Linked DNA regions of Homo sapiens: region 1 is linked to region 2. Evidence: read pairs that join two places in POLR2A ChIA-PET (ENCODE). Cell type or tissue: endothelial cell of umbilical vein. All regions are shown on one strand.

The links. ChIA-PET counts read pairs that join two places held together with the same protein. Peaks named below come from ENCODE experiments on the same cell type or tissue, not always from the same donor. Only the 100,000 strongest peaks of a DNase experiment are listed, where the experiment ranks them.
Region 1: POLR2A ChIA-PET joins it to region 2 with 5 read pairs; 4 of 35 experiments call an interaction of 5 or more read pairs at or near these places.

The regions. Positions count from the first base shown.
Region 1 is chr1:32,834,562-32,839,561 of GRCh38, reverse strand. All of the region lies in intron 5 of S100PBP (S100P binding protein), which reads right to left. Among named protein-coding and RNA genes, the nearest start is that of S100PBP, 19 kb to the right of the region's middle. In endothelial cell of umbilical vein, no CTCF peak of the experiment used is centred here; no DNase peak of the experiment used is centred here.
Region 2 is chr1:32,995,224-33,000,223 of GRCh38, reverse strand. No RefSeq gene overlaps it. Among named protein-coding and RNA genes, the nearest start is that of RNF19B, 33 kb to the right of the region's middle. In endothelial cell of umbilical vein, no CTCF peak of the experiment used is centred here; DNase peaks (open chromatin) are centred at 2,043 and 2,683; H3K27ac peaks cover 3,188 bases.

The DNA.
Region 1 (5,000 bases), 160 kb after region 2:
AGCTAGACTCCATGTCAAAAATAAAAATAAAAATAGAATTAGCATATGATCTAGCAATTCCTCTTCTCTTCTTGGTATGTAAGAATTGCAAGCAGGGTCTCAAAAAGATACGTGTAGATGCATATGCATAACGGCATTATTCACAAAGCTAAAAGGTGGAAGCAAACCAAGTGTCCATTGATATATAAATGGATAATCAAAATGTGGTATCCATATGCTGTATTATTAAGTCTTAAAAAGGAAGGAGATTCTGACACATGCAACAACAAACATGAATCTTGAGGACATTGTGCTAAGTGAAATAAGCCAGTCACGAAAAGACAAATACCACTTTGTCTGACTCCACTTATGTGAGGTACCTAGAGTAGTCAAATTCATAAACACATAAAGTGGAATGGTGGTTGTCAGGGGCTCAAGGGGGAGGGGAATGGGGAGTTATTGTTTAATGGGTATAGAGCTATGGATTTGTAGTGGGTGCAGCGATGTGTGCCTGTAGTCTCAGACACTCAGGAGGCTGAGGAGGAGGACTGCTTAAGCCTAGGTGTTTGAGCCTAACCTGGGAAATACAGCAAGACCTTCATCTTTAAAAAAATAAAAAACAAAGCTTCAGATGTGCAAGACCAAGAAATTATTGAAATGGATATGGTGATGGCTGTACAACAATATGAATATACTTAATACCACTGAAATGTACACTTACAACTTTTTTTTTTTTTTTGAGACGGAGTTTCACTCTTGTCACCCAGGCTGAAGTGCAATGGCATGATCTCAGCTCACTGCAACCTCTGCCTCCTGGGTTCCAGCGATTCTCCTGCCTCAGCCTCCAGAGTAGCTGGGATTGCAGGCACCTGCCACCACGCCTGGTTAATTTTTGTATTTTTAGTAGAGACGGGGTTTCACCACGTTGGCCAGGCTGGTCTTGAACTCCTGACCTCAGGTGATCTGCCCACCCCAGCCTCCCAAAGTGCTGGGATTACAGGCGTGAGCCACTGCACCCAGCCAAAACGTTTTTATAAAGAGGTTTTAAAAAGATGGTTATGTGTATATTATGTGTATTTTATAATTAAAAAGTTGGGGGAAACATTTTAAAATAGTGACCATACCCAATTGTTGGTAAGGCTGGGGGCAACCGGAATTCATACAACTGCTAATAGAAATGAAAAACGGTACAACTACTTGGGAACAGTTTGGCAGTTTCTTTTCTTTTCTTTTTTTTTTTTTTTTTTTTGAGACAGAGTCTCGCTCTTTCGCCCAGGCCGGACTGCAGTGGCGCTATCTCGGCTCACTGAAAGCTCCGCCTCCCGGGTTCATGCCATTCTCCTGCCTCAGCCTCTCGAGTAGCTGAGACTACAGGAGCCACGCGCAGCTAATTTTTTGTATTTTTAGTAGAGACGGAGTTTCACCGTGTTAGCCAGGATGGTCTCGATCTCCTGACCTCGTGATCCGCCCGCCTCGGCCTCCAAAAGTGCTGGGATTACAGGCGTGAGCCACCGCACCCAGCTGGCAGTTTCTCAAAAAGTTAAACACACACCTACCGTATGACCCAGTCATTTTACTCTAGATATTTACTTAAGAAAAATAAAAGCATATATATACAAAGATTTGTGCATGAATGTTCCTAACAGTTTTATCTGTCATAGCCAAAAATTGAACATAAGCCAAATGCCCATCTAAGTGAATGGGTAAACATTCACTTAGGGATAAATCTATATAATGGAATACTACTCAGCAATAAAAAGAAATAAACATGCAACATGGATGAATTTCAAAATAATTATCTTGAGACAAAGAAGCCAGACTCAAAAGAGTACATAGTGTATGATTCCATCACATAAAACTTTAGAAAATGCAAACTAACTGCAGTAGACACTAGATCAGTGGTCAATCTTGCCTGGGGATTAGAGGGGGCAGAGATAGGCAGAAGGGAGGAATTACAAAGGTGCACAAAGAAAGTTTTTAGTCCAATATGCTTATTATCTTTTTTTTTTTTTTTTTTGAGACGGAGTTTTGCTTTTGTTGCCCAGGCCGGAGTGCAATGGCGCGATCTCGGCTCACCGCAACCTCCACCTCCCGGGTTCAAGTGATTCTCCTGCCTCAGCCTCCCGAGTAGCTGGGATTACAGGCAGGTGGCCGGTGCCTATAATCCCAGCTAGGAGGCTGAGGCAGGAGAACTGCTTGAACCTGGGAGGTGGAGGCTGCAGTGAGCTCAGATTACGCCACTGCACTCCAGCCTGGGCAACAGGGCGAGACTGTCTCAAAAACAAACAAACAAACAAAAAGAACTTCCAGAGAGAAAAAGACAGATGACATACAAAGAAATAAAAGTTAAACTTATAACAGACTTCAGACTTCTTAAGAGCAATACTGAATGTCTTCAAATTTCTTTTTTTTTTTTTTTTTTTTTGAGATGGAGTCTTGTTTTGTTGCCCAGGCTGGACTACAGGCACCCGCCACCACACCAGGCTAATTTTTGTATGTTTTTTTTTTAGTAGAGATGGGGTTTCACCATATTGGCCAGACTGGTCTCGAACTCTTGACCTTGGGATCCGCCCACCTCAGCCTCCCAAAGTGCTGGGATTACAGGCGTGAGCCACTGCGCCTGGCCATGTCTTCAAATTTCTGAGCAAAAATTGATTTTAAATTTAGAATTTTATATCAAACTATCAATCAAGTATGAGGATAGAATAAAGACATGTTCAGATATGTAAACACAAAGAAAACATCTATGCACCCTTTCTTAGATATTCTCAGAGGATGTCCTCTACTAAAACCAAAAATAAGAAAGAGGAAGATATAGGATCCAAGAAACAGGATTCAACCCAGGAGGGCAGCAGAGGAAAATCCTGGGATGACAGCTCTGTTGCAGGGCTAAAGAACAAGCAGTGCAAATTGGAGCAGTAGAACAGAAGGCTCTAGGAAAAAGCTCTCCCAAAAAAAAAATTTAATGAAAGAAACTGAAGCAATTAACAACTCTACAAAAATAAACAATTCAAGAAAGAAAATGAAGCCATAATATACTACTTGGCTTTTCAGTGAACAATACTTAGTTGGGACACAAAAACAATGAATACTGATTTAACACCCTTTAGGATAGCTACTATAAAAAAAAACAAACAAAAACAAAAACACAAGCCAGGCACAGTGGTTCACACCTGCAATCCCAGCACTTTGGGAGGCCGAGATGGGGAGATCACTTGAGCTCAGGAGTTCGAGACCAGCCTGACCAACATGGCAAAACCCCATCTCTACTAAAATACAAAAATTAGCCAGACGTGGTGGAGTGCGCCTGTAGTCCCAGCTACTTGGGAGGCTGAGGCACGAGAATCACTTGAATGTGGGAGGTAGGGGTTGCAGTGAGCCAAGACTGTACCACTGCACTCCAGCCTGGATGACAGGGCGAGACTCCAGCCTCAAAAAAAAAAAAAAAGCACAAAAAAATAAGTGCTGGCAAGGATGGGGAAAAATTAGAACTCTTGTGCACTGTTGGTAGGACTGCAAAATGGTGCAACTGCTATGAAAAACAGTATGAAGTTCCTCAAAAAATTAAAAACAGACCTACCATATGGTCCAGCAATCCCACTTCTGCATATATATCCAGAAGAATTAAAAATAGGGTCTTAAAGAGATATCTGTAGACCCATGTTCATAGTGGCACAATTCACAATAGCCAAGAAGTGGAAGCAACCCAAATGTCTACTGACAGATGAATGGATTAAACAAAATGGTGTGTATATATACAATGGAATATTATTCAGCCTTAAAAAGGAAGGAAATTGAGTGGTGAGAAAAATAGAAAAAAAATAAAAATAAAAATATTTAAAAAGGAAGGAAATCCTGTCACATGCCACAATGGGTAAATCTTGAAGACATTATACTAAACGAAATAAGCCAGTCACAAAAAGATAAATATTGTATGATTCCACTTATAAAAGGTATCTAAAGTAGTCATATTTAAAAAAAAAGAAAGTAGAATGGTGGTTACCAGAGACTGAAGGGAGAGAGGGGGAACTGTTGTGTAGGTATAGAGTTTTAGATTTGCAAGATGAAGAGGTTCTGGAGATATGTTTCACAACAATGTGAATATATGTAACATTACTGAATTGTGCACTTAAAAATGGTTAAGATGGTAATTTTATGTTAGATGTATTTTTTTTACCACAATTAAAAAAAAAGATTAATGGGATCATGTCAATAGGAACAAGAGTCATCTTGAAGGAGCTCCCATTTATCAAATTTGAGACAAATTGAGCATCAAAAAGAAAAACCAAGAACAGTAGCTATAATTGATTACAACATATTGATTCTTTAAAAAAATCCATGAGGTTATAGTAATAGTAAAGTAATAGAAAATCTTTACAAAAGAATGCTAGTTAATAACTGTAGAAGAAATTATATATTTAGAAAATGAACATTTTTTTCTTTTGAGATGGAATTTTGCTCGTTGCCCAGGCTGGAGTGCAATGGCCTGATCTTCGCTCACTACAACTTCTGCCTCTTGGGTTCAAGAGATTCTCCTGCCTCAGCCTCCCGAGTAGCTGGGATTACAGGCGCCCACCACCACGCCCAGCTAATTTTTATATTTTTAGTAGAGACAGGTTTCATCATGTTAGTCAGGCTGGTCTTGAACTCCTGACCTCAGATGATCCATCTGCCTCAGCCTCCCAAAGTGCTGGGATTACAGGCATGAGCCACTGCGCCTGGCCAAAAAAGAACATTTTCTATGTAACTCCCAGTGCAGCAGCTCATTCAAGCAAGGATCATCAATAAATGCTCAAGCAATTAGGTGAACAGTTAGTTGTTGGGGAACAGGATATTCACATGGTACCAAAGCATCACCCCACAGATAATTTACTAATTAAAAAGGGGTAAATGTACTTTACAATGGGAAGACATGGCAGTTAACACCTTAACAAACTTAGTATTACTATTTGTGGAACAACCTGTCATTAAGTGTCATATATGCCTGCTGATTTGATTAGAAGGATATAGTGTAGGGTATA
Region 2 (5,000 bases):
CAGGCTGGAGTGCAGTGGCGTGATCTCCACTCACTGCAACCTGCGCCTCCTGAGTTCAAGCGATTCTCATGCCTCAGCCTCCCGTGTAGCTGAGACTACAGGCGCACACCACCATGCCCAGCTAATTTTTTTTTTTTTTTTTTTTTTTTTTGAGACGGAGTCTCGCTCTGTCGCCCAGGCTGGAGTGCAGTGGCGGGATCTCGGCTCACTGCAAGCTCCGCCTCCCGGGTTCACGCCATTCTCCTGCCTCAGCCTCCCAAGTAGCTGGGACTACAGGCGCCCGCCACTACGCCCGGCTAATTTTTTGTATTTTTAGTAGAGACGGGGTTTCACCGTTTTAGCCGGGATGGTCTCGATCTCCTGACCTCGTGATCCGCCCGCCTCGGCCTCCCAAAGTGCTGGGATTACAGGCGTGAGCCACCGCGCCCGGCCTAATTTTTATATTTTTAGTAAAGATGGGGTTTTGCCATGTTGGCCAGGCTGGTCTCGAACTCCTGGCCTCAAGCAGTCTGCCAAAGTGCTGGGATTACAGGCATGAGCCACCGCGCCGGGCCACCTTATGCATTTTAAATGATTTAATTCTCCTAGGGCCCTATGAGACAGATACTATTATTCTCATTTTAAGGTTCAAAAACTGAGGCATAAAAAAATTAAATAAGTTGCATAACTTGGTAAATGGCGGGCCTGACTGCACTCTGGCTGGCACACTTCAGGGCCTGTGCTTTTAGTTACTGTGCTGGGTAGGATCTCATCGTCGTCACAGTAATAATGATACGCTAATGAACATTTGTTGAACTCATATTCCATACTGTGCTTTGCTCTGTGGGCTTCAGATTATTACCTCAGGTTTAACCAGGTTCTAATCAAGTTGGCAAGAAGGACACTGTCCACCTGGGGGACCAGCCTCAGAGCCCACAGTCCAATAGAGACACTGCTCCAGGTCTTGCTGTGTCTGAGGGAAGTGGCCTGGCCACCTTCCCAAATTGCTGAAGGCCTGACCTTTGGCAGGGGCAGCCAGAGCCTCGTGCTGCCTTTGGCTGAGAGCCGGGCCAGAGGGGCTGAGCCAGAGTGGAGTGATCAGCTGCATGGGCTGGGCCCCTGGGGTCTCCAGACACCCTGGCTCAATGCCTGGACACTGTTCAAAGCTGCTACAGCTAGAGCTGGGGACCAAGCACCAGGACCCCTGAGTTCCAGGCCCAACTCGGTGGCTGATGTGCTGCGGGAGCTTGGGCAAATCCCTACCCCTCCATTGGCCTCAGTTTCCTGGAAGGCAGTTGAATAAGATTGCTCCTGTCCGTGACCTTCCTCCATAATATCATCTGTGACAGGCTGGACATTTGGGATACCACAAAGTAGTCCCTCCTGCATGGAACCCAGGCCCCAGGTTATTTAGGATCTCTCCTTGGTACCAAGCGCTGCTGGGCACTGGGGCCACAGAGAGGAGCTGAGCTGATCCCTGCCTTCAAATAGCTCCCAGTTGGTTGTCAGGGGGTGATGGGGGTGGAGGGGGGGTGTGGAGCGAGACAGACAGGAAAACCAGCCATCAACCTAGTGTGATAAGTGCTGCACTGCATAGAGAGAAGGAAGTACTGCACTGCATAGCGAGAAGGATGCCCAAGGAGCTGCAGGGCTCCATGGAGAGAGCAACTGACTGCCTGCAGTGTCCTGGATGGCTTCCCTATAGGAAGGACGTGGAGCTACTACATCTTCCAGGTAGAGAAGGGGATGTGCATTCCTATTGAGGGAACAACCTCCACAGTGGTCGGGAGACAGAAAAGACCAGGTGTTGAGAAAAGGGTGAGCTCCATGTGGCAGATGGTGGGAAGGAATGTGAGTGCAAGGAGATGGGGCTACAGGGCAGGTGGGAGGCAGCAGGGACTGGACTGAGTGCCAAGTTCCTGAGCCACAGCTCAAGTCTCCAAGGCTACAAGGAGCAGAGCCCGCATACAGGCTTCACAGGCACTGGAGAGGGCCTCGAGCCTCTGGAGTCCCAGCTTGGTAACGCTCTTCCTCCTGCTGCTTGCATTTCTTCCTGTGTCTCATACTTCCTTCCCTTCCCTGGAGGCCAAAGGCCACCCTGTGCCTTCCTGTTCAGGGCACTCTGCCCCCTTTCAACCTCCGGTAAAGTTCTTCACAGGGTAGCCCATGCATTCCAAATGCCTCATACTTGTGGGTCTCATCGTCTACCTTCTGGGTTTCTCCAGCAGCCTAGTGAGGCAGCCAAGACTGAAAGAACTTGTAGGTGATACAGAAACAGGGAGCACCTATGGGCCAGGCCCCATGTTGGCCTCTGGAGAACAGGCCAGACAAAATTCTTGCTGGGAGCCCTCAGTCTGGCTGGGAAGACAGATGCTAAAGATGTGATCATACCAATCAGCTGACCTCCCTGCACAGACAGGGAAGGCATCCCTGAGTTGCAGTTTGAACATGAGGTTCTAGAGAACCAGCTTCCTGAAGCAGCACAGGAAGAGTGTTACCAAGTACGAGATGACTTGTTTCAGGTCATCTGGCCAGTAAGGGAGGTCTGGAGCCAAAACTCTGATCTGTCTGACTCAAGGCCCACTAATTTGCAGTTCCCTCCCACTGGTATTTTTCTCCCATTATTCAAATGTCAACAGCAAAGAATTTTCATATCTTTAATATTGCTGGATCCTCTGTGAGATAGGGCCCACTCTCCCTATTCAGAGGCATACAGACCTGGGAAGTCTAAGTGATTCATCCGTGATCACAACAAGGTCAGAACTAGGATGAGAACACACATCTCTGGGCTCCAGGATAACCTGGTGAGATCATGGAGGAAAATTGTTGCTGTCTTTCCCAGCTTTGCCCTGAGCCAGGCTACCCCTGAATGACAGACACACGTTCCCAGTTGTTTCCCAGGGACTTTCCTGGGAAACAACTTCCTGGAGGAATACCATAGTGACCTGAGAGATATGTTTGACTTGGGAGCAACCCTGTTCTGAGCCTGAGGGTCCCCAGAGCTCAGAGCAGACATTCAGAGCAAATTATGGTATTTCTGCCCTTGAGATTGCAAACAGAACTGCTTTTGGATGAAATGGAGCATGAGCCCCATGCTGGGCAAGCAGTGCAGGCCCCTGTAATCTCTCTAAGGGATGTGAGTGCCACCATCAGAGACTTGTAAGCTATAGGAAGCTCCAAGCTCTTGAACACTGTGCCCTCAAGCCCTGAAGTGGGAGGGGTTATCTTTGGGCCCTAAGAAGGCCTTGATCCCATTCAAGAGCTTTCGTGGTACTGGGAGGGCCTCTAGGCCCTTAAGGAAAAGACTTGGGTTCTGGTGATGAGTTTTTAGAGTACCTGGGGGAGGGGGTTCTAACAATAACAGATCACTTGTCAGCAAGCTGGGAGCAGTTGAAGTGTTTGAATACATTTAGGGGCATGTATTTGCCATGTCTATAGTTTCTTCAGTCCCTTTCATTCCCAGAGCACCCACACTTGGATTATCTTATACATTCCACTTTGACCCTCAGAGCTACCTTTTATGGAGCTAAAAACGATTCAAGAGATGGAAGATTGAGAATTGAAAATTGCAGGCTGGGCACGGTGGCTCACGCTTGTAATCTCAGCACTTTGAGAGGCCAAGGCGGGAGGATTGCTTGAGCCCAAGAGATCAAGACCAGCCTGGGCAGCATAGTGGGACCTTATCTCTACAAAAAAGTAAAAAATCAGCCAGGTATGGTGGCATATGCCTGTAATCCTAGCTACTTGAGAGGCTGAGGTGGGAGGATTGCTTGAGCCCCGGAGGTCAAGGTTGCAGTGAGCTGAGACTGTGCCACTGCACTCCAGCCTGGGTGACAGAGCAAGACCCCGTCTCAAAAAAAATAAAAAAGAAGAAGGCCGGGTGCGGTAGCTCACACCTGTAATCCCAGCACTTTGGGAGGCCAAGGTGGGTGGATCACTTGAGGTCAAAAGTTCGAGACCAGCCTGGCCAACATGGTGACATGCCATCTCTACTAAAAATACAAAAATTAGCCAAGTGTGGGGGTGCATGCCTGTAATCCCAGCTTCTTGAGAGGCTAAGGCAGGAGAATCACTTGAACCTGGGAGGCAGAGGTTGCAGTGAGCCAAGATCGCACCACTGCACTCCAGCCTGGGTGACAGAGCAAGACCCTATCTCAAAAAAAAAAGAGGAGGAGGAGGAAGAAATGAAGAGTAGAAGGAAGAAGAAAGGAGGAAGGGAGGGAGGGAGGAAGGGAAGAAGAAAGAGGAGGAAGAGAGAAGAAAAGGAAAAGAAGAAATGAGTGCTGCCTAAGGCCCCACAGAGGTATACATCTGAAATCAGATCCAGCTCTTTCCTACCTACCCTAGACCTGACCCTTTCCTGTGGCCTCCATCTGCCCTTGCACCCTCTGCCAACCTGCAGGCCCCAACCTCCCTAACTCCTGCTGAGCTGGAAACCTTAGATACCAAAGAACCAACCCCCACTCCCCATTGGACATCTCCTTTCTGAAAAAGCCCTGGCCAGGAAGGTGGGACGAACTGGGGGCTTTAATCTTGGCTCTGTCTCCTTCCCTGAGTTGTGATGAGTTTAAGTGAGATCAAGGATCTTAAAAGTGCTCCAGAAACTGAAAAATGTTGAAAGAACACGAGGAAGGGGAAACTACCACTCTGTTGTTTTATATGGAGATGAGTGATTTGGAGCCAGGCCTTCCAAAGGGTCACAGTTTGGAGGGAGGAGACATACAGACCCCAAGCCCCAATGTGTCATGGATAATGCAATAGCCAAAGGATGTGCCAGGCATTGTGAGGGCACAGACAACTCCTAGGGGAGTCAGGGAAAGCCTTGAGAAGAGCACACATTGGAAATGGGTCTTGAGGACGTGTAAGTTTACCAGGTAGACTAAAGAGAATATGCATATTTCAAGGGAGGGAACAGCTTGTACAAAGGCATGGAGGCTGGAAAGGGAATGGTGTCCAGTGAGAGTGTCCAGTCAGGGATGGATGAAATGAGTTTTGGCAAGGTGGGCCAGGACAGAGCAGAG